Linked DNA regions of Homo sapiens: region 1 is linked to region 2. The links are chromatin loops, found by intact Hi-C in ENCODE. Cell type or tissue: transverse colon. All regions are shown on one strand. Links, peaks and the distances in the headings refer to the core of each region. The heading gives the core; the rest is flanking DNA. Region 1 overlaps SYNPO2 (synaptopodin 2). Region 2 overlaps USP53 (ubiquitin specific peptidase 53).

What was found. Hi-C counts contacts between places; a loop is a spot of excess contacts. Peaks named below come from ENCODE experiments on the same cell type or tissue, not always from the same donor. Only the 100,000 strongest peaks of a DNase experiment are listed, where the experiment ranks them.
Region 1: it touches region 2 in a loop (38-fold over the local background); 1 of 110 quality-filtered maps calls a loop at or near these places.

The regions. Positions count from the first base shown.
Region 1 is chr4:118,901,605-118,904,527 of GRCh38, forward strand. The region is part of intron 1 of SYNPO2 (synaptopodin 2); the gene reads left to right. Among named protein-coding and RNA genes, the nearest start is that of SYNPO2, 14 kb to the left of the region's middle. In transverse colon, for the core only: no CTCF peak of the experiment used is centred there; no DNase peak of the experiment used is centred there; H3K27ac peaks cover 2,500 bases.
Region 2 is chr4:119,215,778-119,218,700 of GRCh38, forward strand. It overlaps USP53 (ubiquitin specific peptidase 53), which reads left to right. Exons shown (of 19, transcript NM_001371395.1): 3 at 1,773-1,896. Among named protein-coding and RNA genes, the nearest start is that of USP53, 4.5 kb to the left of the region's middle. In transverse colon, for the core only: no CTCF peak of the experiment used is centred there; no DNase peak of the experiment used is centred there; H3K4me3 peaks cover 364 bases.

The sequences.
Region 1 (2,923 bases), core at 241-2,740, 310 kb before region 2:
GTATTTTAATAGGAATCATTTTGTGAGAGTCAATTTCCTTGAAACTAGATAATTATATGGAAATTCACTTAATCAGGCATAGTAAAACATAATATATTGCAAAATACTGAAAGAGAATGAATTGACGAGAAACCCTCCACCCTGCTGGGAGGTGGGTCCCCTTTTTGGTGAGGTCACCAAAGCACTGTGGGAAGTACATAACTGTCTGTCTGGCCCACAGACCAGACTGGACCAGGATACCACTGTAAATCCACATAGTAAAGTAGATTCAATGTTAGTTAGTGCTCATTTCCTTTTCATTTTGTAGATGAAAATAAATGTAGATAAGAATCCAGTGGGCTTGTTAGATAGTTGGGGGAAGAGCCTTCCAGGCACAGGGTTCTAAAGGTACAGGAGCCCTGAGACAGAAGTGTGCTTGGTATGGTCAACAAAAGTAAATGTGCCAATGTAGCTGGCACATATTTCCATGACAAATTATTATGAGAAGTCCAGGCTTTCACAGTGATAAAAATGAAAAACTCTCTCTCCTGGGAACTCTGGCCATGTGGTTATTTTCCCATCATTAAATGATTAATGCACAGGTCCTTTAAGAACAACTTTGCAATGTGGTCTTCAAATTTCCTCTTCATCCATTTCGGCTTCTCATGATGTAGCAGCCTACTGACCAGTCTCTAGAGCACCTGTATTCGTCCATTTTCACACTGCCGATAAAGACATACCTGAGACTAAGTAATTTATAAAGAAAAAGAGGTTTAATGAACTCACAGTTCCACGTGGCTGGAAAGGCCTCACAATCATGGTGGAAGGAAAATGGCAGCAGACAAGAGAGAATGAGAGCCAAGCAAAAGGGGTTTCCCCTTATAAAACCATCAGATCTGGTGAGACTTACTTATTCACTACCAGGAGAATAGTATGAGGGAAACCGCCCCCATGATTTAATTTTCTCCCACTGGGTCCCTCCCATAACATGTGGGAATTATGGGAGCTACAATTCAAGATGAGATTTGGGTGGGGACACAGCCAAACCATGTCAAGCACTTATTTAAGTGAATAATCACTACAACCTCTTATGTAACAATTCTGATACAAATAATATTAATCTTTTCTCTTCTTCTGAAATGTATTCTCCCCGTGAGAGAAGAGGAATTTAAGGAGTGTCGAGGAGAATTTTAATACCTAGATCCTGTTTAGATCTGTACTAGATCACTTAGTACTTAGAAAACATTCAAGAGTTTAAAAATTATTATTACCATGTTTAACCTTGACACCATACCTAGAGCAAAGAAGAGTTTTGCTGTATTTTCTAATGTGTCTTAATTTCAGTTCTCCTTAAAAAAATAGATAATCCTATTTGGATATTTTTTGGAAACTAACCCATGGAAAGGATAAAAATATTTCAGTGCTGGTTAAGACTTACTGTGTAACTTTAAAGACATTTTTCAGAGCTTTAGTTTCCTCATCTGTAGAATAAGGTACTATGTAACGAAATTGCTGCCTTTGTAGATAAAAAAAATATTGGAATATTACTTAGTTTTATAGGTGAGAAATCTGAGACCCAAAGAGTCAGTTAATAATATAACTTAGAAGGCTTTTTAAAGACTGTACATTAAGATGATTTCCTTGAAACTAGATAATTATATGGAAATTCACTTAATCAGGCACAGTAAAACATAATATATTGTAAAATGCTGAAAAAGAATGAGCTCATGAGAAAGCCTCTTTCTCTTTCTGTGTACCTGGCACACAGTAATCATGCAGTAAAGGGGTTTGTCGTTAGTATTGTTATTCTAGTTAAAGGAGGAAGTAACTGTCTTCTAAACAAGTTTTATTTATTCAAAAATTAAGAAGAGCAGTAGTCCAATTCACTGAACTCCAGATATACAAATAAAATTAAGAGCACAAAAGCCAGATGGAACAACTTGCGATGATGCTTTTACCCAGTGCAAGTTTTCATTTTTGATAAATATGACATTTCAGAAAATGTTTGCAGTATCAGTTACTAATCAAGATTACTTTGTTATTCAGTTTAATCAGTTTAAGAGAAGGGATCCTAAAATTATGTATTTTATTTGGCCAAATAAAATCAAATGATTGTCCCACTTAAAAATGGTACAATTTTTTTTTTTTAGACGGAATCTCACTCTGTCACCAGGCTGGAGTGCAGTGGCGTGATCTCGGCTCACTGCAACCTCTGACTCCCTGGTTCAAGTGATTCTCCTGCCTCAGCCTCCCGAGTCGCTGGGATTTACAGGCACATGCCACCATGCCCAGCTAATTTTTGTATTTTCAGTAGTTTCAACAAGGGGTTTCACCATGTTGGCCAAGATGGTCTTGATCTCCTGACCTCGTGATCCGCCCACCTCAGCCTCCCAAAGTGCTAGGATTACAGGCATGAGCCACCGTGCCCCGCCAATGGTACAGATTTTTAAAAGGAAATACCTCAAGCTGTAATTAATTGCATATAATTCTGTTGAGCTCTATTTAGAGCAAATGGACTTTCAATATATTAGTCTTTGTGCCTCAGTTTCCTCATTTGTAACATGGGGATAGTCATAACGCTCATTTCCAAGGAGTGTTTTCAGGTTAGAAATTATACATTCAAATCACTTAGTACTTAGAAAACATTCAAGAGTTTAAAAATTATTATTAGCATGTTTGCGGTTATTCTAATTTTATCTAACTAACTTTTATGAAATTAAGGCATATCTGCTGTCTTCTACTCAGTGATTTTTGAGACCCGGATGTCATTGGAAGGGCTCCTGTAGTCCTTGGAGTCCCACCTTGTGAAGTGGCATTTAATAGTTTTAGAATGCTGCCTCACATTTGCTGAATAACCTATTGCCCTTTAATTGGAAACAGCATATGGAAATCATCACGAAGAGAAGAAATCATTTCAAGCACTTTGAAAATATAAAAGAAAATA
Region 2 (2,923 bases), core at 195-2,694:
AGAAGAGTTGCTTCATATACTCTGCAGTTCATCAGAATTTTTTCTGCAAAATAAACCTTATTCCAATATCTTAGCTATTTTTATGAACAAAATCAGTTATTTGAGGTGTCATGGTATTTTTGAATTAATTTGAAGATAACATTAGTTTTCAATTTTACACATATTACAAAAAAGAAGTTTTAAGAAATACCCTTCCTTTGGAAGTTTTTTACTGCTGCGCTTTTCTGAGTTAGAAGTATTGAATAAACATTATTGACCTCCTATTGTATGCTAGGCATAGTGCTAAACACTAGAAAGTCAAAAGTTAATTAGACAATGTTGGCTGGGTGCTGTGGCTCACGCCTGTAATCCTAGCACTTTGGGAGGCTGAGGCAGGCGGATCACTTGAGGCCAGGAGATTGAGACCACCCTGGCCAACATGGTGAAACCCTATCTGTACTAAAAAATACAAAAATTAGCCAGGCGTGGTGGTGCACACCTGTGGTCCCAGCTACTAAGGAGGCTGAGGCAGGAGAATCACTTGAACCCAAGAGGCGGAGGTTGCAGTTAGCTGAGATTGTGCCGTTGCTCTACATCCTGGGCGACCGAGTGAGACTCTGTCTAAAAAAAAAAAAAAATCATTAAGTAGTTATTTTTCTGAAAACTTATACTTTGGTTGAAAATTTCTAAATCAAGTCTCTGTTGCTGACACTTACTTCAGTCACTTTATCTTTCTTTCTGATCCATTGGCTGTTAACATTTTAACTCATTTTCTCCTTCTCTCCTTTCTAGTCCAGAAAGGTTTTGTAAATGAATATTTACAACAATTCTGTGGTGAAAATCCACTTATAATGTGAAGTATTCCCAAACATTCATTTTATAAATTAGGTTTTTCATATGCTAGATATTCTTAAACTAGGATAGCTCCGTAACAAAATTGCTTATGATTTACTAAGAACAGCTACTAAAATTTTAAAATTAAGAAATTGATATTTCATTGAACAATTTATCTGATCTCATTAATCTGAATTAAAGCAATGGTTAAGTTTAATATATCAGTTTAAGGTATTTCCTTAAAGATAGCAAAATGGAGTATAAAATATATAATACAGCGTCTGCTTTTTTCTAAATCCTTGTTGACATTGTTAAAAATCATTTTACGTGGAAGATAATGTTATTATAATTAGCCTGCATTCGTTGAATGCCTATGTTTTGGCCATTTATTAGGTATTTTATACATGGTTTATGATTCTCACAGTAGCCCTATGATTTTGATTATAGATGATGAAACTGATAGATTTTTAATGATTGAGTAGTTGAGCAATGTGTTGTAAACTTTATATCAGAGGAGGAATAAAATATCTATGGGAATTATAAGGTCACTATCAGGGTATGGATTCCATCCTTGTCAAGAAGCCATCAGGGTATTCTTTGCCCATCAGATACCTCATTCTTTGGCTTTTTCTTAACTCCTCAGCCTGCATAATAAACTGTTGCCCCTCTCATGGTGCCCCTCCCCATACTTAGGTGAGCAGATTGAGCCCTAAATTTTTCCTCCTATATGATGCTACCATATAGGCATGAGATAATGCTCCTCCTTTGTCAGTGTAGTACTGACACTGACCTACCTGCCAGATGGTAGGAAATTGTCCTATACTTTAGTGCCTAGGTTGTCTTTGTTAGGAACACTGTTTTTTCCAAAGGGTTTGTTGTTTGAGATTTTACTTTGTTTCCTGAGCTTCCTTTAATAAATATTTGATGAAAACTTAACCATGCACTGTGTTCTGTTCTAGATGCTTGGGATTTGCTTTACATTCTAAGTGGATTTGGAGAAGAGACAATAAAGAATAAGCAGTCAATTCTATAATATATTTAGAAGGAGAAAAGTGCCAAGGAGGAATGAAAAAGTAGAACAAGGTAAGAGGAATTTGGAAAGCGTGGTAGAGATTGTGATGGTTTGCAATTTTAAATAAGTGTAGGCCTCATTTAAGTGACTTTTTTGGCAAAGCAATTATGAAGGGAGGGAGGGCAAAGCCATGTGGGCGTTATGGGGGGAATGTATTCCAGGCAGGGGAATGGCCAGTGCAAACAATATAGAGAACAGAAGTTTGTATAGTGTGCAGGAATGAGAAGGAGGCTGATGTGGCTGGAATGGGAAAGCCAAAGGTCAAGTAGTTAGATGAGGGGCTGGGCAGATAGTGACATTATGATTTAATTTTAGAAAGATCTCTGTCTGCTCTCCAGAATAGACTTATATGTTACTGTGTAAAGGGTAGAAGCCAGGAGACAAGCTGCTATTTTTTTAATCCACACAAGATGTGATGATGGCCAAGACTAGAATTGTTGAAGTGGAGGTGGTGAAAAGTGGTCAGATCCTGAAATATGACAGAAAAAGGAGTCAAAGATGACATCAAGATATTTGTTCTCAGCAACTGGAAAGATAAAGTTGCCATTGGCTGAGATGGGGAGGAAGGTATAGATAAAGTAAGAGTTCAGTCTGGGGCTTTGTCAAGGCAAATAAATGTTAGGTTATTGCTGGCTTGACATAATTTTCTTCTGGAGATCATGTCTTAAAAGTAGACTGCTGTAAGCCATTTTCTTTAATGACCATGTCCTATATTCTGGATACATGTGTATGCTTGTCTTTTGCTAGTTAGTTACTAGTGGAAACTAGTGAATAGGTAAAAGCAACATGAAATATAGCACGGTTTTTTGTTAGACACAAAGAAATAGAGCAAAAAAGTGGAAACATTGAAAATTACTTAAAACTTACTGTTTTTTTGTTGGCAGTATTATAGTCTTTTTTCTTATTAATTTTATTTTCTGTGTTTTATAAATTTTCTACTGTAGTCTTCTCTAATTCCTCCATTTCTAGAGTGACAATGGTTTTACACATCAAAGAATATTTATTCTTCAATTATACCTTCCTTACTATAATCCTTTA